Regions from separate parts of the Homo sapiens genome. Here all the other regions are linked to region 2. A link is an interaction called in ENCODE POLR2A ChIA-PET data of the cell type or tissue named here. Cell type or tissue: CD4-positive, alpha-beta T cell. All regions are shown on one strand. Region 1 overlaps CCDC7 (coiled-coil domain containing 7). Region 2 has its middle 32 kb from the start of EPC1-AS1. Region 3 overlaps LOC101929431 (a long non-coding RNA gene). Region 4 holds the start of ITGB1-DT (ITGB1 divergent transcript). Region 5 has its middle 22 kb from the start of IATPR.

Region 1 (4,000 bases), 81 kb before region 2:
CTCCATCTTAAAAAAAAAAATGTACATATGTGCATATATATATATGTATATATATATATATATATACATATATATATATATATATATACACACACACACACACACATATATGTAAGGAATAAAATTTAAATTCCTTTCAGAGGAGCATTATATTTTTTTCATACAGCAGCAAGTACAATAACAAAAAGCATCACCTTCCCAACACTATCTTCTCAATACAACTCTGTTCCTGCTAAACGGTCTAGAAAATCAAGATATAAAATATAATACTACTTAATATTTTTAATGAAAAATGCAAATTACTTGTTTGAGAAATTACAAGAGAAACTGACTAAATATACAAAAACCAATAGAAACTGAACTCCACATACACCTACAACCATTCTGTTTTTCACTTTCAGTACAGTATTCAATAAGTTTCATGAGCTATTCAACACTTCCTTATAAAATAGGTTTTGTGTTAGATGATTTTGCCCAACTGCAGGCTAATGTCCAGTGTTCTCAGCACATTTAAGGTAGGGTAGGCTAAGTTACAATGTTTGGTAGGTCAGGTGTATTAAATGCACTTTCACCATATGAAAAATTCAACTTATGATGGGTTTATCAGTATGTAACTCCCTCATAAGTTGAGGAGCATCCATACACAGTTCAAAATATCAGTATTTACCATTTAAATATCTAATGTTAAAGTGATTACATTTGCTACAAAAACAAAAACCCCACCCTATCAAATTGGGTAAAAGTTTTCAATTACATTATTAAAGTAAAATGTTACTACGTGCATTCAGGGAGTAACATAAGATTGAACAAAAATTAAACTAGATAAATTAAATTTATCTTCCGCAACACTAACTCTAGATCTGTGGTTCAAAAAGTAAGGAGCCACAGCAACAGCATCAGCACCACCTACAAGCATACTTATTAGTACTGAAAATTCTCAGGCCCCACGCTACCCTACTAAATCAGAAATTCTAGAAGTGGGACTAACAATTTGTGTTGTAACTAGACCTGCAGGTGATTGCTTTGCATGCTAAAGTCTGAGAATCACTAAGCTAAATAAGAAAGCATAAATCTACGCAAAAAGTGCTGAGATCCTTCAGAAAATATACCAAAGCAAATTAATGTCTGTGTCAGAAGAAAAATATTTTCAGCTACGTAAGTGTTTAGAAATAATGTCCACTAAAGCACATTATACCTAGGAATAACTAATTCTTTCCACTGTCAAGAAAGATTCCGGGGTTCTCAAAACTTCCCTTCCTGCACTGGAACCTGATGGGAAACTTTAGCGTATATCAATTCAACCACTCATTGTAGCCATAGTTCTACAATAATTTAAACCACTCCTAGTTTAACGAGAACAGTGCCTTTCTCAATTACTGAGGAAACCCACAGCATCAATTACTGATACTGCTAAATCTAGATCATTGTTGATAAAAATGAGTGAAAAATAAAAACTGATCCACTGTGAAATGCCTTTTTATTTTGTAATGATTTGTTTAATCATTTACTTACTGATAAGTAGACATTATCTATATAATCTAGATAATCCTTCATGTGATTAAATACACATATACGTCAGGTATACATGATCCAAATTTTGCCCCTGTTTGAAATTTCTCTTGCCCCTCTCTTTATGAATTATTTATATACAGAGCTTATAAATTTAATATAGGTGAATTTATCAATATTGCCTTTTATGATTTGTATTTGTTTTGTGATTGTTTCTTGCTCCAGGTCATATACTTACATCATCAGTATCATATTTGATCATATATCAAATTAGTTTTTTCCTTTATAAATAACCAGTTGTCCCAAAGCCATTTATTATACTGCTGGCTCTGTCATCAACAAAATTTTCCATATATAAAAGGGTCAATATCTGAGACTTTGTTCAATTTCATCAGTTCATCCAGGCTTGCACCAAAAGCACATAATCATAATTGATATAGCTGCATAATGAATCTTGATATCTGTTAGGGTAGGTCCTTTGGCCTTGTTCATTTTCTTCAGGACTCACTTGGTTATTCTTGGTCTACTGAAATGCTATACATATAAAATTCAAAGTCAATTGTAAATTTGTATCAAGGAAAAAAACTATTAGGGTATTTGAAGAGTGCTAACAGCAAAAAAAAAAAAAAAAAAAAAAAAAAATGTGCAGCAGGGAAGTCCAAAGGCTTATGCTCCAATTTTGTTAGAACTCTGAAAAACAGTTAAAGATTTAAAGCAACCAAGCAATGCCACATCAATAAAATGTGGCTTGAACACCACAAGAGAACTGTGTGGTATTTTAACTCGGTCTTGCCCCACCCCTTCCTTGAGCACAGTAGCAGTCTTAAAAACAGCAACCCTCATTTTGAGTGGTTCTGGAGAGAGCATAGCAGACATATTCCCAAGAAATTGTGTTACTGTTTTGAGCTCTCTAGAGGTTCCCACTTTTGAGCTCTCTAGAGGTTCCCACTTTTGAGCTCTCTAGAGGTTCACACTAAACTGAGTTAGTTTCACCTAACTCAGAACTCTCCTAGGGAAGAAAAGCAACTAAGTGGAGGGCCTCAAAAGTGTCCCTGTTTGCAGACAACATGATTATATACATATCATATACATAGAAGACTCCACCCAAAAACTTCTTAGAATTAATGAATAAATTCAGTAAAGCTGCAAAATATAAAATCAACATATAAAAATCAGTGGCATGTTTATATACTAGCTGAAAAAAAGAAATCAAGAGACCAATCCCATTTATAATAGCTACAAAATAATATATAAGATACCTAGAAATAAATTTAACCAAGGAGGTGAAAGGTCTCTACAATGAAAATTATAAAATACTGATGAAAGAAATTAAAGAAGACACACACAAAAAAACAAAAGACATCCTATGTTTGTGGATTAGAAGAATTAATATTAATACTGGGCTTAAGCCCAGTATCATTTTGACAGGGATTTCACTGAATCTGCAGATAGCTTTGAGTAGTATGGTCATTTTAACAATATTAATTATTAATACCATGACATTCTTTACAGAAATAGAAAACAAATCCTAAAAATTCATGTGGAACCACAAAAGACCCTAAGTAGCCAAAGCAATCCTAAGCAAAAAGAAGAAAGCTGGAGGCAACACACTATCTGACTTCAAAATATACTACAAAGTTAGCCAGGCATCATGGTTCATGCCTGTAATCCCAGCAGCTTGGGAAGCTGAGGCAAGAGGATCCCTCAAGCCCAGGAGTTCGAGGCTGCAGTGAGCTATGATTGTGCCACTGCACTCCAGCCTGGCCAACAAAGTGAGACCTTGTCTCTTTAAAAAAAAAAAAAAAAGCACACACACACACACACACACATGCAAACACACACACAACATACTCTTCAAAGCTATAGTAGCCACAACAGCATGGTACTGGCACAAAAACAGACACACAGACCAATGGAACCCAATAGAGAACCCAAAAAATAAATCCACTTATTTATAGCCAACAAATTTTCAACAAAAGCACCAAGAACATTGGGAAAAAGACAGTCTTTTCAATAAATGGTGCTGGGAAAACTGGATATCCATAGGCAGAAGAATGAAACTAGACCCCAAAATCTCACCATATGCAAAAATCAGCTCAAAAACAGCTTAAAGCCTTTAATGTAAAACCCAAAACTATGAAACTACTGGAAGGAAACATAGAGGAAATGCTTCAGGACATTGGTCTGAGAAAATATTTTATGCATAGGACCTCAAAAGCATAGGCAACACAAGCAAAAACAGACAAGTGGTATTATATCAAACTAAAAAGCTTCTGCACAGCAAAGGAAACAACCAACAGAGTGAAAAGACAATCTTCAGAATGAAAAAAGATATTTGCAAAAAAAAATTCATCTAACAAGTGATTAATATTCAAAATATATAAGGAACTCAGACAACTCAATGGCAAAAAAAAACTGATTTTAAAATAGGTAAATGGCTTGAATATTTCTCAAAAGAAAGATACACAAATGGCTAAAAAGTATATGAAAA
Region 2 (4,000 bases):
CTTTATTGTACAAATTCAATATAGAATACATACAACACACAAAATGTGTGTTAATTGACTGTTTATGTTATTGGTAAGGTCAATAGTAGGTTATTAGTAGTTCAGTTTTGGGAGAGTTAAAAGTTACACAGAATATTTGACAGCATGGGGGATTGGCACCCCTAACCCCCACATACTTCAAGGATCAACTGTATTTGTTCACCTGCTATTTATCTGTCTCTCCACTAGATTATGAACTCCATGAAGGAGGAAATAAACTATCTACTTGTTCACTAATATATATATAGCACCAAGCATCATACCTGGCACATTCTAAGTTCTTAAGAACTGTTTGAATAAACAGCAAAAGAATTATTTATCTTATGTATTTCTGTGATAATCTCCACCAAAACATTTCATTCTACATATTATCTTTCCCAAAACAAAAACCAAAAATCCCTCAAATTGTGTATATCATGAATATGGTCTCAAAAACTCCAAAGAAAATTATCCCATAGGAAAGCATGTAATCAGAAGTATGTGTATCTTACGAAGTGCACAGAACATCCTAATCTACAGATAATAAAGTATATGAAGGTATATACACATATGGATGTGCATATCTAGGTATTTTCTTTACCATGGCTGTTCATTAAATATATCTGACCCCAAGTCCACTCAGATTGTCTACTTCACTTGGCAGTAGAACAAACGCAGGAGACGCGGCCCAGAGAGGGGTCTAGCTCAAATGCTATCTAAATTGGCCCAGGCCCCATGGCGGTAGGCAACCTGTCTAGTGAAAGTTCAAGGAGGTCTCACTAAAAACACAGTGAGTTCTACCTCCTGGCTTATCATGGACAGGCTCTGTTTATTCCAGCTGTCCTATAATTAGCCCTTTTCACTCTCAAAGTATCCTGTGTTAGATGATAAATTCATAGTCACCCTAGCTATATCTTTCTAAGAATGTTACCTATTAAGTGCCAGGCAGGGATACCAGACCAACGTGTGTGTGTGTGTGTGCGTGTGTGCGTGTGTGTGTGTATATGTATGTGTATGTGTGTGTATATGTGCATGTGTGTGTATGTGTGTGGTGTGTGTGGGGAGGGGAAGAGGTTGTGAAGAATGTAGATAATTCCCCACCCCTTTCTTAATCCAGTTCCTTTAAACCCTGTTCTCTTCTTGGCTTGTTAGAAAATTTAGTGGGCAAAGAATTTTTACTGAATATGTTGACACATGTATGCAGTATTTGACACATTACGATCTTTGTCGACTTTTCTGACTTTACATTAGCAAACATAGTCTTGCGTCTGTTTAACGTTCATTTTTTTAAAGTCTTAGATTTTGTCTTTATTTAAAAGCCCAGTTGCAACCACCAAATACCTGACTCAGCTCACAACTAGAGACCGAGCATCAAATTTCCCAGCCCACTTAATTTGAAAGCCTGCCAAGATAGGTGAAAGACCTTATAAATATGTAAAGCAGGAAGTTCGAATTACAGTCAAGTAAATCTCTAGTGATTGATGTTCTTTTCAAAACAATTTTAAAAAACTAATAATGACCAGCACATTTCTAAGACCCTCTTACCAAAGGTTTCCCCCGAATTCAGACTCAATGGTGTACTTTCAGTACTGTATTTATTTTGGATTTTTATCACTTCCTGGAGGCCAGGAGGAGGCACAGTGGGAGGATCCTAAAAAACTCAGTACCACAGCCATTTTGTTTGTAAGGCAGAGTGGTAGAATTCTGTCAGCCAGTAAAGGTTTTTGAAACAGTTTTTAAGGGGGGCGGGGGAGGGGGAGGGAATATGCCTATTGTTTTCATTTAACCGCTAAATTCATTATTTTATTTTACTTTTTGCACACATCGTAGTTACTGTGAGTAAGAAATTATATTTTTTTTCCCAAGGAATTAAAGATCTCGGAGCTAAAGGAGTCATGAATTTTGTTCCAGGATGACTGGCTTCTCTAGGTACCTTCATGAGATCAAATCGAAAAAATATTTTGATGGACATCGTTTTTACATGGCCAGGTTTGCATGCAGAGGATCTATCGAGTGGTTGAAAAGGATCAACAATCTGCTCAAGAAAAACATGATAATGCTGTTTTAAAAAAAAAAAAACAAAAACAAAAAACAAACAAAAAAACCCCACATCCAAGAAGCCAGAGTGTTCCTTCAGATGTTAAAAGGGGCATTCCCCCGAGCTCACAGGCAGCCGTGGGTGCTATTGTCTTGCAGTGTCACTTCATAGCGAGCTTAGACTTTTGTCATTTTGGTGGCTGTGCTTTTAAAAGCCCAGTGTAAAATGGCACACACACTGCATTTTTTTCCGAGCTGCAGGAGGCGGGGGCAGCGGGGGATAGTGCAGACTGTAGGGACACTGCCCTCCCAGCCAATCAGCGCTCGCCTGCTTGCCATCGCAAAGTTGTTAACCCCAGAGTCTTCTGGCTGTGCTGCCTCCTCTGCTTTTAATCTTCTGTGGATATTTCTCCGATTTCCCCCAAAAGCCCACAGATCCTGGGGGAAGCCACCCCATTCGGCCACCGATCATGGAAGAAAGTATTACTTTTTATTTACCAAACATTTTAAAGATGTTGGAAGATCCATATGCTGCCTGGAGGCTGTTGTTTCTAGGGACACAAGTATCCAGCCTATATTGTTACAATTTTTTTTCAAGAACTGCCGTCTTCTTTGCCTGCACTAATGGTAAGTTTGTAATTTTCACCATTTATGTCAGTCTTTGAAAGAGCCACCGGCTAAAAAGGATTTTCATTGTGTTTCTTCTAACAAAACCAATCTTTGTATTTTTCTTTAGCTTTGATCTCTGCACGTTCTACCTAATCTTGCCTGGTTAATTTTTACCAAAAGAAAAAAAAATAGTTTTTTTTTTCATTGTTAAAGCTAAATGTTTATAATATAAATTATACTTTAATTACTGTGAACTACAGAGGAACTCAGATATTTCAAGATGGACTTGTTTTGTGCCAGTAATGTTGGCAATGCCAAATATGTGCATATCCTCTTTATAAAAATTATGTCTTACCTAATTTGTCCAGGACTCAATTATCAGCAGGCAAACTATGGATATAGTTTTTTTTTAAATGGACCTATTGTGGTTCTCTTGATAGATTACTTGGATACAAACTACAGAAAAGCTGCCCTTGGTATAATGAAGGTGGAGGTTGACATAACCGGGTTTATATTAAGTTATGGCTGTTACTAAATAGTGGATCTTTTATTTGCTGATCAGATCTCAACTTGTAGTCTATGATATTATTTCTTTGAAGCTCTTCATTAGATAATCTTTGCAGGTCTATCTTGTTTTTCTCCTATACGGTACATTTGGGAGACATTTTGTAATTTTTGGCATTTTTCTAATTTTTTTTCTTTTTGCACACGGTGGGAGATCTTTTTTGTTTTGCATTGATCTGTGTTGGTGGCGCTGTAGTGCTCCTCAACAATTTATGTCAGTTTCACTAAAAGAAAAAAGGAAGAAAAAAAAAGAGGTGGGGCAAGATTTGATCTATTCTCTTCTCCCTTTATTTTCTTAAAGAAAGTTCATTTTAGTCAGTGGAAGTATTCAGTTGTGTTATTTAAATGTTTTCTGTGAACTGTGAACTATGGTGAGAGCAGACATGTCGTCACAACCAGCCGAGGGAACATCAGGGACAGGCATGCAGTTTGCAGTTGTTTTATCTGATCTGATTTATCATCTCTATATCAGAATTATTCAGTAATAAGCTGTCGATTTATCCTTTTAGTAACATTTTGCATTTTCCTTATATTACAAAATTATATGTGTTAGTGTATTTTCAATTTAACCAAATGTCTGAGTTTTAGTTCCTTCAACATTGTAAAAGTTGAATTTCATTTTGAACCTAGGGATTTCTTAAATAACTATTCTAAGTTTCTCCTGAGGTTTTTCTAATAAGTAGTCATATAATAATTCCCACATTATTGTTTGTTTCATTTTGAAATGATACTTCAACTGAATTACAGATAGTCTTGTTTTAAAAATAACAAA
Region 3 (4,000 bases), 58 kb before region 2:
CTACTAAAAATACGAAAAAATTAGCCAGGCGTGGTGGCACACGCCTTTAGTCCCAGCTACTTGGGAGGCTGATGCAGGAGAATGGCGTGAACCTGGGAGGCGGAGCTTGCAGTGAGCCAAGACAGCACCACTGCACTCCAGCCTGGGCAACAGAGCAAGACTCTGTCTCAAAAAAAAAAAAAAAGTGCCCATTATGAACTTGGTTCTGTCAGATCTATCAAGTTATAAAGATGAGTGAACGAAGCATCAGTTCATCATAAGATGTAAAAAGTGCATCTGGGATTAAACCTGAACAGGAGTAGAAGGTAGGCATAATCTACATGAGGAGGTAGCCTGTACCTCCATGTCACCCACCACAGTTGCGCCAGGGCCCCTCCCCTCAGCTCACATCTATGGCTTTATGGGAGTCCTGTACTACTAGTTGAAGAAAGGGGAAAATTAAGAGGTTAGTTTCCAGATAGGCTGTCTAGGTATAACAGCGCAAGGCAAAAATAGATGGTGGCTGCATTATAGACACAATGGGGGACAGTCTTGAACAAGTGTTGAGGGAAATTGTTCCTGAGAAGCTGTGAGCAATGTCTCTGCTCACTCACTTTGTGTGAAAGAAGTGGCTCAAGGTGAGACATATATGGACTATATATGGACTCATGGGTGGTGGCAAGTGGCTTGTCCTGCTAATCAAGGGCTTAGAAGGAAATGGACTGAAAGGTCAGAGACAAGGAGATCTTAGGTAGAGGCATGTGGTGCCTATGGCTAAACATATGAAATTTTTCATATCATATGTAATTTCCTATCAGATGGCATCCACCACAGAAGAAGCACAGAACAACTTTATGGACAAAATAATTCAGCCTGCTAATGTTAGCCAACCTTTGTCTTCAGCCACCCCAGACCACATAGCCACATGAAAGAAGTGGTCATAGTAACAGAGATAGAGGCTACACCTGAGACCAAAAGCATGGACTCCCTCTCACCAAGGTCAGTCTAGCTACTGTTGCCTCTGAATGTCCTCCATGGCAGCAGCAGAAACCAGTATTCTTGTATGACACTATTCCTTCAAGAGACCACTTGTCCATTTGATGGCAGGTTGATTATGTTGAGTCCCTTCCATCCTGGAAGAGCCAGTGAAATACACGGATCTGGAAACCAAAGGATGAAAGCAGGAAATATTTAGCTAGCATCACTCCCAATAACCACTAAGGAGATTTGTACATCTCTTCCTGCAATCCTGGACCTCAAAAACTTAGACATTTTGGTTCCCAAAAGAGGCATAACAAGCCTCCTACTGAACTACAAGCTACAGCTGCCACATGGGCACTCTGAACTTTTCGTTTCCAGGAACCACAAGGCTGTGAGAAGGAGTCACAGTCTTGGTAGTCTAGATGACACTGACGAGCAGGATGAGGTAGAGATAATGTTAGACAATGGTGGTGGAGAGGAATATGTGTGAAATTCAGGTGATCCACTTGAGTGCCTCTTGGTACTTCCTTGCCCAATGTGACTGTGAATAAGCAAGTACAGCAAACCTGGCCTGAAGTCGACAAAAGCTATAGAGGAGCTGCACTCCAAATGTGTAAGGACAAATACATGTAAAGCAAAGAGGGGACTGTAGCAGACACGAAAACATGCCACTTACAACTCTCTTCAAGAAGGAACCTGCAGCAAAGAATGTAGACTAGTGAAAACCAGCTATGGATGTCTTCAGGATTTGTCTTATTAATAACTTTTGAGCTGAGGCCACTTGCCTCCTGGGCATCCTCCAGCTGATGACTGAGCATGCAATGATGTAAAGATTTGCTGTTTCTGGCCAGTGTGAGACTCCTCTGTGAACAATATTTGTTTTTGAGATCACTGGGCTTTCTAATACATTCCCAGAGCTACCCCCACAGTTTGATGCTCTTTTATATAGTCCTCTTTCTTTTCCCCACTCTTTTCACAGGTATCAGACTGGTATCACAGCCTGAAAGCTTTCTCTGCCACTCCTACTCTCTTTCCTTTAACTTTCACAATTATAAATCTCCTTCACTTATAACTCCATTTGGCATATGCATCCTGGAGGACCCAAATCAACACAGACCTAGCCATAAAAACAAAAAAACATAAAGCTATGAAAGCAAAAAGTGTAAAGAAAACATAGGTGAATATATTAATGACCTCGGCATAGGCAACTTTTTTTTGACAAGACAAAAATTACTAACCATCTGAAAATTGATAAACTGGACAGCTTTCAAATTTTTAAAAATGTGCATCAACAGATGAATAAGTAAACTATGGTATATTATTACAATGGAATACTGTGCAATAAAAAAAGGAATGAATTTTTGATATGCAGAACAATTTGGATGAAACTCAAAGGCATTACACTGAGTGAAAGGACCCAGTCTCAAAAGGTTACATACTATATGATTGCATTGACATGACGTTCTCAAAAATACAAAACTGTGGTAATGAAGAACTAATCAGTATCTTCCAGGGATTGGAGGTGGGAGAGAGTGTGACTATAAAAGGATAGAACGAGGAAGTTTGGGGGGGTTATGGCACTGTTCTGTATCCAGATTCATGTTGGTTATATTTCATGCATGTGTTAAAATTCATATAACTGTACAGCAAAAAGTCCATTTTACTGCACGTTAATTTTTTAATTAAAAATACAAAAAATCTCCACATGATCATACTCTGCTTAAAATTATTCAGTGGGTGAATGCTTGGGACTCATTTGCTCAGGTGTATAGTAGGTATATATTTGACTTTTTGTAAAAAGCTGCCAGGCCATTTTCTAGGGTGTTTGTTTTATACAGGCATAGCTCATTTATTGCACTTGCTTTATTGCACTTTGAAGATACTGCACTTTTTTACAAGTGGAGGGTTTGTGGCAAGCTTGCATCAAGCAAGTTAATCAGCACCATTTTCCCAACAGCATGTGCACACTTCATGTCTCTGTGTCACATTTTGGCAACTCTTACAATATTTCAGTCTTGTTCATTATTATTATATCTGTTATGGTGACCTGTGATCATTGGTCTTTGATGTTACTATTGTAATTGTTTTGGGGCACTGCAAACCACACCCATGTAAGACAGTGAAGTTAATTGATCGATGTTCTGTGTTCTGACTGCTTCACTAACTGGCCATTACTCCATTTCTCTTCTATCCTTCAGGTCTTCCTATTCCCTGAGACACAACAATATTGAAATAGGGCCAATTAATAACCCTACAATGGTCTGTAATTGTGCAAGTGGAAGAAAGAATCGTGTGCCTCTCGCTTTAAATCAAAAGCTAGAAATGATTAAGCTGACTGAGGAAGGCATGTTTGAAGCTGAAACAGACTGAAAGCAAGTCCTCTTGCACCAAAAGGCCAAGTTGTTAAAGCAAAGGAAAAATTATTGAAGTAAATTAAGTGCTACTCTAGTAAACACAATTGATAAGAAAGCAAAACAGCCTTATTGCTGGTACAGAGAAAGTTTGAGTCGTTTGGGTAGAAGATCAAACCAGCCACAACATTCCCTTAAGCAAAAGCCTAATCCAGAGGGCCCTAACTCTCTTCAATTCTATGAAGACTAAGAGAGGTGAGAAAGCTGCAGAAGAAAAGTTGGAAGCTAGTAGAGTTTGGTTCATGAGGTTTAAGGAAAAAAGCCATCGCTATAACGTAACAGGTCAAGAAGGAAGTGTTGATGTAGAAGCTACAGCAAGTTATCTGAAAGATCTAGGTAAGAACTGATGAAGGCAATTACATAAAACAGAGGCTTTTCTTTTCTTTTTCTTTTTTACTTTCTTTTTTTCTTTTGAGACAGGGTCTTGCTCTGTCACCCAGGTTGGAGTACAGTGGTGTGATTATAGTACAATTGCAGCCTTGAACTCCCAGACTCAAGTGACCCCACTGCCTCATCCTCACAAGTAGGTGGGACTACAGGTACATGCCACCATGACTGGTGAATTTTTCTTTTTTTTATTTTTAATAGAGACAAGATCTCACTATGTTGCCCAGGCTGGTCTCAAACTC
Region 4 (4,000 bases), 600 kb before region 2:
GGTCCTATAAGGACCCAATCTCTGCCTTCAGGAGCTTATAATTTAGTAGTTTTTCTTGAATTAGCTCTCAGTAGGCAGATCACTTAAGGCCAGGAGTTCGAGACCAGTCTGACCAACATGGCAAAACCCTGTCTGTAATAAAAATACAAAAATTACCTGGGCGTGGTGGCGCATGCCTTTAATCCCAGCTACTCGGGAGGCTGAGGCACAAGAATCGCTTGCATCTGGGAGGTGGAGGTTGCAGTGAGCCAAGATCGCACCACTGCATTCCAGCCTGGGTGACTACAGAGTGAGATTCTGTCTCAAAAAAATAAACAAAAAAACCCACAAAACTCTCAGTAGATAAAGATACGTAGACGACCAGGACTGTCTGATTCATACATCTGTTTAATATTTACTGAATATCTATTATGTGCCAGGCCCAGATCTAGAATCCAGGGATGGCCAGGCACGGTGACTCATGCTTGTACCCCCAGAATTTTGGGAGGCCAAGGTGAGAGGATCACTTGAACCTAGGAGTTCGAGGCAGCAGTGTGCTGTGATCATGCCACTGCACTCCAGCCTAGGAGACAGAGCAAGACCCTATCTCAAAAAAATAAAACAGACTAGAATCCAGGGGTGCAATGCTTTTAGGGAACTTAGTAATATTCTTAGGTAGTGAGAAAGAAGCCCAAGTGAATCTTTCAAGTTGTTCTTCCTACCTTTTATTCTCAAGCCCTTTGTCACTTAGAAAGGAAACATCTGGTCTTTTCTGCCCTTATCTGAATCCTTTTGAGAGAATAATTCATGTAGATTTTCTCACCTTTGGCCTTGTCACTGTCGTCATAGATAATGTGGCTATTTCAACAAAGGGCTAGGCTTAGCCAGAGAATGTAATTTTACAAACTTTATTTCCTGATGCAGCCTGCAGCTCACAAACAAGGCAGGAAGTGCTGCTCACAGTGAACTTGGCTGGCTGTGGCTGCAAATAAAATGGGAGCCTTCAAACATTGCTGACCCAGCGGCCAGATCCTATTCCCTGGGGTCCTGGCCCTACCAGGGCATGAGAGGCCGCAGAGCAATGGGCTCCGAATTAGGACTTTGTTCACTTTGGAAGTTGAGGGATAGAATATCCCCCTTACAAATGGGAATTTAAGTGTAAACAGCTCTGTACTTTCCCAGGTGACCCTGCTTTAAAAACAAGCATATAAACATTTCATTTTTAAGGAAATAAAATTATAAGAATCTTTCTACCTTTGTAGGTTTGTCTAAATTAATACAATAAATGAGTTCCTTTCTTGGCTCAAAGGGACTAGGTTGGGAAAAAAATATCATTGTTCATAGAATTTTAGAGTGGGAAGGGCTCTTGGAAATCATCTAGTCTGGTGACAGGGAAACCTGGCTGCCCATGGAAATGACATGGACAGCCTTCAAGAATAGACATAGCTGGGCACGGTGGCACATCTGTAATCCCAGCTACTCTGTAGGCCGATGTGGGAGGATCCCCGGAGTCCAAGAGTTTGAGACCAGCCTGGGCAACACAGCAAGACCCCTGTAAGAAATATTTCCGGGCGCAGTGGCAGGCACCTGTAGTTGCAGCTAATCGGGAGGCTGAGGCAGGAAGATCACTAGAGCCGGGGAGGTAGAGGCTGCAGTGAGCTAGGCTCGCCACTGCACTCCAGCCTGACAAGAGAGCTAGACACTATCTGAAGACAAAACAAAGCAGAACCCCAGGCCCCTCCTGGGCCAGCTGTATCGGATTCCCAGGGCACTGGCATAACACATTTTATCTACTCAAACATCGACTTCTTTCTTTAGTTTATTACCCCCATAGAAAGGTCAGTGAAGCTGGAGGAGAAGCACTGACTGCTGAGAACTGAGAACATCTTCTGGGGAGATGAGAGGTCAGTAAATAGATAACGAAGGCAGAAACGGCAGGCGCGTCCGTGGCAGAGGAGCTCCTGACCAGGACGCCAGCGCAGAGCGCCAGGGTTTATCTGAGCAGCGTCATCGCTTCCTGCGTTTCTGGGAGTCCTGCCCCGGGAGGAGTCCGGGCGCTGCCCCTGCCCCCACAAGCCCATATTCCTCCTCTCCCGCACTGCATTGCAGACCTAGGAGGGCACTGAGAACCCAGAGAGCCCTGCCGAGCCGTGATGCAGCAGCGGATCTGACAAATCCGCCCGGTGCACAGAGCACGTGACTCATTGTGATGTGTCAGTGAGTCGGCGGCTGGACGCGGTTCCGCACAGAGCTCCTAGCCCTATCCCTCCCCGAAGGCGATGACAGAGGTGTAGGCTCCTAGAAGCTGCCAGGCCTTGCAGCAACGCTGCACGCAGGAGACGCACCTAGGGCAGAAGCTCAGCCAGTAGCTTCGGGCTGGCTTTTCTGCTTCATGCAGGTGAATACAGAATGCCTTTGTTTCCTTCCCTCGGTCCCACCTCCAGTGTAGTAAAGCTGATTTTTCTTAGCAGAGAAAGAGCAAACGTTAATTTTCTAAAAAAGATACATTTTTAAAAAGGCAAACTTAAATCCAATTCAAAGAAGAATGCATTGCTCTGACTGAGTTATCCAATAAGATGCATTTATTCAACAGATACATTGACTACCTACTAAGCACTAGACACCGTTTTAGGCATTGTGGAACAAAACAAGCAAATATTCTTGCTTTCTGAAACTTATATTCTTTTTTAATTTTTTTTTTTTTTGAGACGGAGTCTTGCTGTGTCACCCAGGCTGGAGTGCACTGGCACGATCTCGGCTCACTGCAACCTCCACCTCCCGGGTTCAAGCAATTCTCCTACCTCAGCCTCCCTAGTAGCTGCGATTACAGGCGTGTGCTACCACGACCGGGTAATTTTTGTATTTTTAGTAGAAATGGGGTTTCAGCATATTGGCCAAGCTGGTCTCGAACTCCTGGCCCCAAGTGATCCGCCCACCTCTGCCTCCCAAAGTGCTGAGATTATAGGCGTGAGCCACCGCGCCTGGCCTGGAACTTACATTCTTAAAATGCAAATCATAAATCTTGGTAATCTTGATAATTAATGAAACGCACATAAATGATGGTTTCCTTTCCCCGAATTAAGACCTTCCAAATGTTTATTGAAGTCTTCATATTTTAATATTTAAAGGAGCAGCAATTTAATTAAGTGGGAATATTTGAAATAGTGTGGCATCATAGCAAATAGGAAGAATTAAGTTAATTTCACTCTTCCATAATATAAAAGAACCCCTTAAAGCCACACATTAATGTGAAAAGCAAAGTTTAGTAAAATCTATGATTGAGGATCAAAATCCACAAACTATCAAATGCCACTTTTTTTTTACTCTGGAGTTAATCTAAAAACTACTGATTTATTATTTTAATATTACCAGTAGCTACCATTTATGGAGTACTATCTATGTGCCAAGCACTGTGCAAATATGCATTTTTAAAAATTAAATTCTTGCCATAAACCTTTGAGGCTGGTCTTGTTCTGCCCATTTTACAGTGATAACTGAAACACAGAGAGGTTAAGTAACAGGTCCAAGATCACACAGCTCTAGAATGAAATTCAAACCCAGCATCTGGTATTAATGAATAAATTCTAGTGCCTTGCCAAACCTTCTTGTGACTCTATCATGGATTACAGATGGGAAAATTATAACCTAGTGGTTAAGGGCTTGGTGTCCAGCACACTCGATTTGCATCCTGGCTCCGATGCTACAAAGCCAAATCATCACTGCCTCACTCGGTTATCCTGGGGATTATAGGATAATTCATTTGAAGCACATGGACAATTTTTGGGTCTTAGCTCCCAATTAATGTTAACCATGATAATGACAGTCAAAAAGATGTTGAAACTCAAAACCACAATGAGATATCATCTCACACCAGTTAGAATGGTGATCATTAAAAAGTCAGGAAACAACAGATGCTGGAGAGGATGTGGAGAAATAGGAACGCTTTTATATTGTTGGTGGGAGTGTAAACTAGTTCAACCATTGTGGAAGACAGTGTGGTGATTCCTCAAGGATCTAGAAC
Region 5 (4,000 bases), 760 kb before region 2:
CATTTCTGGAATAGGTGCTGAGAGCCAGGAGGTGAGACCTCCCATAGGCACAGTCCCTGTCTTCAAGGAATTCCCAGTCCAATCAGGGACACGAGCTTGTAAACCTGGCATCTCCTATACCTGGCCCTCAGCCCAGATCTGAGTGAGAACCTCTGGGGCTGGACCTCAGGGCACACTTATTTAGACACTGCAGATGGTCCTGATGTGGGCTCCAGGCTGGGGACTCCTGTAGACACACAGAATGGGATAAGAGAACCAGAAGAAGCAGCTCACCGTACAGAGGGAAGAAGAGAAGAGTGGCGAGAACCCAGGGAGGGAAGTAATGAATGTATGCCTTCATTCCACACTTTTGTTTTGTTTTGTTTGAGACAGAGTCCAGGCCAGGCTAGAGTGCAGTGGTGCAATCTCGGCTCACTGCAATCTCCGCCTCCCTGGTTCAAGGGATTCTCCTGCCTTAGCCTCCCAAATAGCTGGGATTATAGGCACGCACCACCACACCTGGCTAATTTTTGTATTTTTAGTAGAGACGAGGTTTCACCATATTGGCCAGGCTGGTCTCAAACACCCAACCACAGGTGATCCACCCACCTCAGTCTCCCAAAGTGCTGGGATTACAAGCGTGAGCCACCGTTCCCACAGATGCTTATTGAGAGCCTGGAATGCCTCCTGGGTGCTGGGACTATGGCAGTGAGCAAAACAGATTTTAAAATCCCCATTCCTGTGGAGATGATGGGTCTTGATCTCTCCGTATATCTTCACGATTGGTGGAGAAGTAAAGGAAGAGAAGTGCTATGATTCGAATGTCTGTCCTGTCTGAACCCCATGTTGAAATTTGATCCCCAATGTGGCAGAGTTGAGAGGAGGGGCCTTTAAGAGGTAACTGGGTCATGAGGACTCTGCCCTCATCAGTGGATTAATCCATTCATGGATTAATAGGTTGACAGATTAGTAAATTATCATTGGAATGGAGCTGCTGGCTTTACAAGAAGAGGAAAAGGCCGGGGGCAGTGGCTCACACCTGTAATCCCAGCACTTTGGGAGGCTGAGGTGGGCAGATCATGAGGTCAGGAGATCGAGATCTTCCTGGCCAACATGGTGAAACCCCTTCTCTACTAAAATGGAAAAAAAAATTAGCCAGGCATGGTGGCGGGCGCCTATAGTCCCAGCTACTTGGGAGGCTGAGGCAGGGGAATCTCTTGAACCCAGGAGGCGGAGGTTGCAGTGAGCCGAGATTGCACCACTGCACTCCAGCCTGGCGATAGAGCGAGACTCCATCTAAAAAAACAAAAAAAAAGGAAAAGAGACCTGAGTCAGGACACTCAGACTCTCACCATGTGACACCCTGTGCCACCTCAGTCCCCACCAGCTATGACCCATCAATCTTGGACTTCTCAGACTCCCTAAGTGTAAAAAATACTTTTCCTTTCTTTACATATTACCCAGTTTCAGGTATTCTGTTACAAGCAACAGAAAATGGACTAAGACAGGAAAGGGTAACTAAAGGCAAGGAACAGCAGTGGAGTAAAATGAGAGAGGCAGAAGAGGTGGATGGAGAACGGCTTCACCGAGCACGGATGGAGGGGAGATGATGCATGAGGGGGGCATGACGAAGCTGGAGACGGGGGCTTGTGCTGAAGGTGCTGGAGAGAATATTGCCAAGAAGAGGAGGAAGAGCTGAAGGGACAGGGAGTTTAAGATGTGGGCTCCAAAACACGGTGTAGATGATGACAAGTTCCAGGTTGTGACCCTGGGATGCTGCGTTGGAGTGGAGGTCAAGCTCTGGGGGGGGCGGCAGCAGCTTTCAGACTGCGAAAGTCCATGACTTGCCCATCCACTGAAAAGGAAGTAACCGCCCCCTGCACAGCCTTGTTTTTGTGCCTTCTACCTACGTTACCAGCTGTGAAATAAAACTAACCGTTGTTACCACTTCAAGCACTTGGGGTTTGTTTTGTTTCTTTTTGAACTGAAGTAACCATGGGTACCTGGTAACCTTGGATAGATAAGTGTGTATCTGAGTTTCCCTCTGAAAACCAAGCTGTTGATGGATTTCCTTGACAGTGTATTCTTTCCTGTAACTAATATTAAATCTAAAAAAAAATGAAATTGCTGGAAAAGTACCCATTTATGTTATGCTTTATTCCTCTAGTTAACTGATAGGGTGATTTTTTTTTTTTGAAACAGAGTTTCGCTCTTGTTGCCCAGGCTGGAGTACAATGGCGCCATCTCAGCTCATCGCAACCTCTGCCTCACGGGTTCAAGCAATTCTCCTGACTCAGTGTCCTGAATAGCTGGGATTACAGGCATGCGCCACCATGCCCAGCTAATTTTGTATTTTTACTAGAGACTGGGTTTCTCCAGGTTGGTCAGGCTGGTCTCGAACTCCCAACCTCAGATGATTTGCCCATCTCGGCCTCCCAAAGTGCCGGGATTACAGGTGTGAGCCACCACGCCTGGCGGTGATTTTTTTTAATACAGGAATTTCAGGCTTGGTCTGGGGAAAATGTATAAACAAAAATTCCCTGAAATATGCAAGTTTACTATTATGATTTGCCCTGAAAATAATATGCTGATCAACTCTATGCTTTTTTTCATGTATATTTGTTAAATTCTGGTTCTTAATTACAGCTTTGCATCACAAACAATGGTTACGTAAGTGTTTTGTTGTGTTTTGCTTTGCTTTGCCTTATTTTACAAATTTGATTGTGGTTTCTGAAAAGCCTTGAATTATTTCAAGGAGTTATTTATTCGTGTAGATGAATATCTCTATCCAATAGACCTGGAAGCTGATACTAAAACGGCTGACCAAAAGATAGATGCATTTGTGACCCTTGTCTCCCCAGAAACTACTGGAAGGACCAAATTTATGATCACAACAACCTTTGGTGCTGGCCTTTGTGCAATTTCCTTGCTAGGGCTCTGTGGCCTCTCTCATAGCAACCTAGCTAAGGGGAGGGTCCCTATGTGTGTGGGCACCAGCACATAGCGGAATTGAGAGACTTGTGTTTGCATCTTGGGGCTGCCACTTTGTAAGTAGAAAGGCTTTGGTTTCCTCAATTTCACAATGAGATTAGAATATCCTTTTCCTCCCTCACTTCTCCAATAATCTGGATGCTATGCAAAGAGATCAAGTCCCATCACCTCCATCATAACAGGGACTTTTTATTTAAATTTGTGTTGTTCTCTACCATAGTCGCAGCACCCAGGAGAGTGATGGACACGGGAAAGGCTCTCCTAAACAGCTGCTGAATGAATGCATGCATTCATTACTTCACTCTTCTCTCCTTCCCTCTGCATGAGTGAGCGGCTCCTCCTCTTCTCCCACCCATACTGTGGACTTCCAGGACCTCCAATCCTGAGTGAGCATCAGGATGACTCAGGGTTGGGCTGAGGGCCGGGTCGGGGAGGAGCCAGGTTTACAAGCTCATGTCCCTGATTAGACTGGGAATTCCTTGAGGGCAGGGACTGAGTCTCTGGGAGTTCTCACCTCCTGGCTCCCAGCACCTGTTCCGTAAATGCAAAGTGTCGCCCAGAGAAAGTATGCACTCGGCATCTATGGGTCTACTCCTCAGACTGTCTGACTCTGAGACTTGTTAGATCTTGCAGTCCACAGAAGCACTTTACCCAGGTTCCTTCAAAACATCTCCTATCAAGGAGTTTCATCCGGGCTTCTGAGGACCTGGCTTGAGGGAAGGAAGGGGGAATTCCTGACTTCAACATTCCTCACTGCTCTGGACATAAGGGTTCACTTCTGGGGGCACAGGCACGCCCAGCCTCCCCTCTGCTGATGCAGAAAGTGGAGCCGTATTTCACGTTTTGTTCAGGCCCCTCACCCCCAGGGGCCCACAGCCTGGCAATCGATCCCAAAGCCTCTTGCACCGCTCCTCCTAGATGGCCCTAGGACCTCAAGTTTTGAGGGAACAAACATTCTGGTCCAGTACCCTAGAGAACCCGAGTCAATATGGTAGCATGTACGTGAGCCCAACTAATCCTGGGAAACAAA

Evidence for each region. Peaks named below come from ENCODE experiments on the same cell type or tissue, not always from the same donor. Only the 100,000 strongest peaks of a DNase experiment are listed, where the experiment ranks them.
Region 1: POLR2A ChIA-PET joins it to region 2 with 30 read pairs; 23 of 35 experiments call an interaction of 5 or more read pairs at or near these places.
Region 3: POLR2A ChIA-PET joins it to region 2 with 17 read pairs; 23 of 35 experiments call an interaction of 5 or more read pairs at or near these places.
Region 4: POLR2A ChIA-PET joins it to region 2 with 10 read pairs; 6 of 35 experiments call an interaction of 5 or more read pairs at or near these places.
Region 5: POLR2A ChIA-PET joins it to region 2 with 12 read pairs; 4 of 35 experiments call an interaction of 5 or more read pairs at or near these places.

What each region holds. Positions count from the first base shown.
Region 1 is chr10:32,457,798-32,461,797 of GRCh38, reverse strand. All of the region lies in intron 4 of CCDC7 (coiled-coil domain containing 7), which reads right to left. Among named protein-coding and RNA genes, the nearest start is that of CCDC7, 14 kb to the right of the region's middle. In CD4-positive, alpha-beta T cell, no CTCF peak of the experiment used is centred here; a DNase peak (open chromatin) is centred at 2,277; H3K4me3 peaks cover 602 bases; H3K27ac peaks cover 895 bases.
Region 2 is chr10:32,377,173-32,381,172 of GRCh38, reverse strand. It overlaps a transcript of EPC1 not described here. Among named protein-coding and RNA genes, the nearest start is that of EPC1-AS1, 32 kb to the right of the region's middle. RefSeq lists a silencer at 1,332-1,433 and enhancers at 1,808-2,308, 2,309-2,809. In CD4-positive, alpha-beta T cell, a CTCF peak has its summit at 3,397; DNase peaks (open chromatin) are centred at 1,402, 1,682, 2,302 and 3,422; H3K4me3 peaks cover 2,759 bases; H3K27ac peaks cover 2,438 bases.
Region 3 is chr10:32,435,247-32,439,246 of GRCh38, reverse strand. It overlaps LOC101929431 (a long non-coding RNA gene), which reads left to right. Exons shown (of 3, transcript NR_120660.1): 3 at 3,159-4,000. Among named protein-coding and RNA genes, the nearest start is that of CCDC7, 8.9 kb to the left of the region's middle. In CD4-positive, alpha-beta T cell, no CTCF peak of the experiment used is centred here; no DNase peak of the experiment used is centred here.
Region 4 is chr10:32,978,842-32,982,841 of GRCh38, reverse strand. It overlaps ITGB1-DT (ITGB1 divergent transcript), which reads right to left and starts at 291. Exons shown (of 3, transcript NR_184020.1): 1 at 157-291. RefSeq lists enhancers at 1,465-2,027, 2,080-2,169, 2,220-2,269, 2,028-2,590. In CD4-positive, alpha-beta T cell, no CTCF peak of the experiment used is centred here; DNase peaks (open chromatin) are centred at 891, 1,651 and 2,191; H3K4me3 peaks cover 1,252 bases; H3K27ac peaks cover 2,592 bases.
Region 5 is chr10:33,137,195-33,141,194 of GRCh38, reverse strand. No RefSeq gene overlaps it. Among named protein-coding and RNA genes, the nearest start is that of IATPR, 22 kb to the right of the region's middle. In CD4-positive, alpha-beta T cell, no CTCF peak of the experiment used is centred here; DNase peaks (open chromatin) are centred at 1,924 and 2,927; H3K4me3 peaks cover 555 bases; H3K27ac peaks cover 2,786 bases.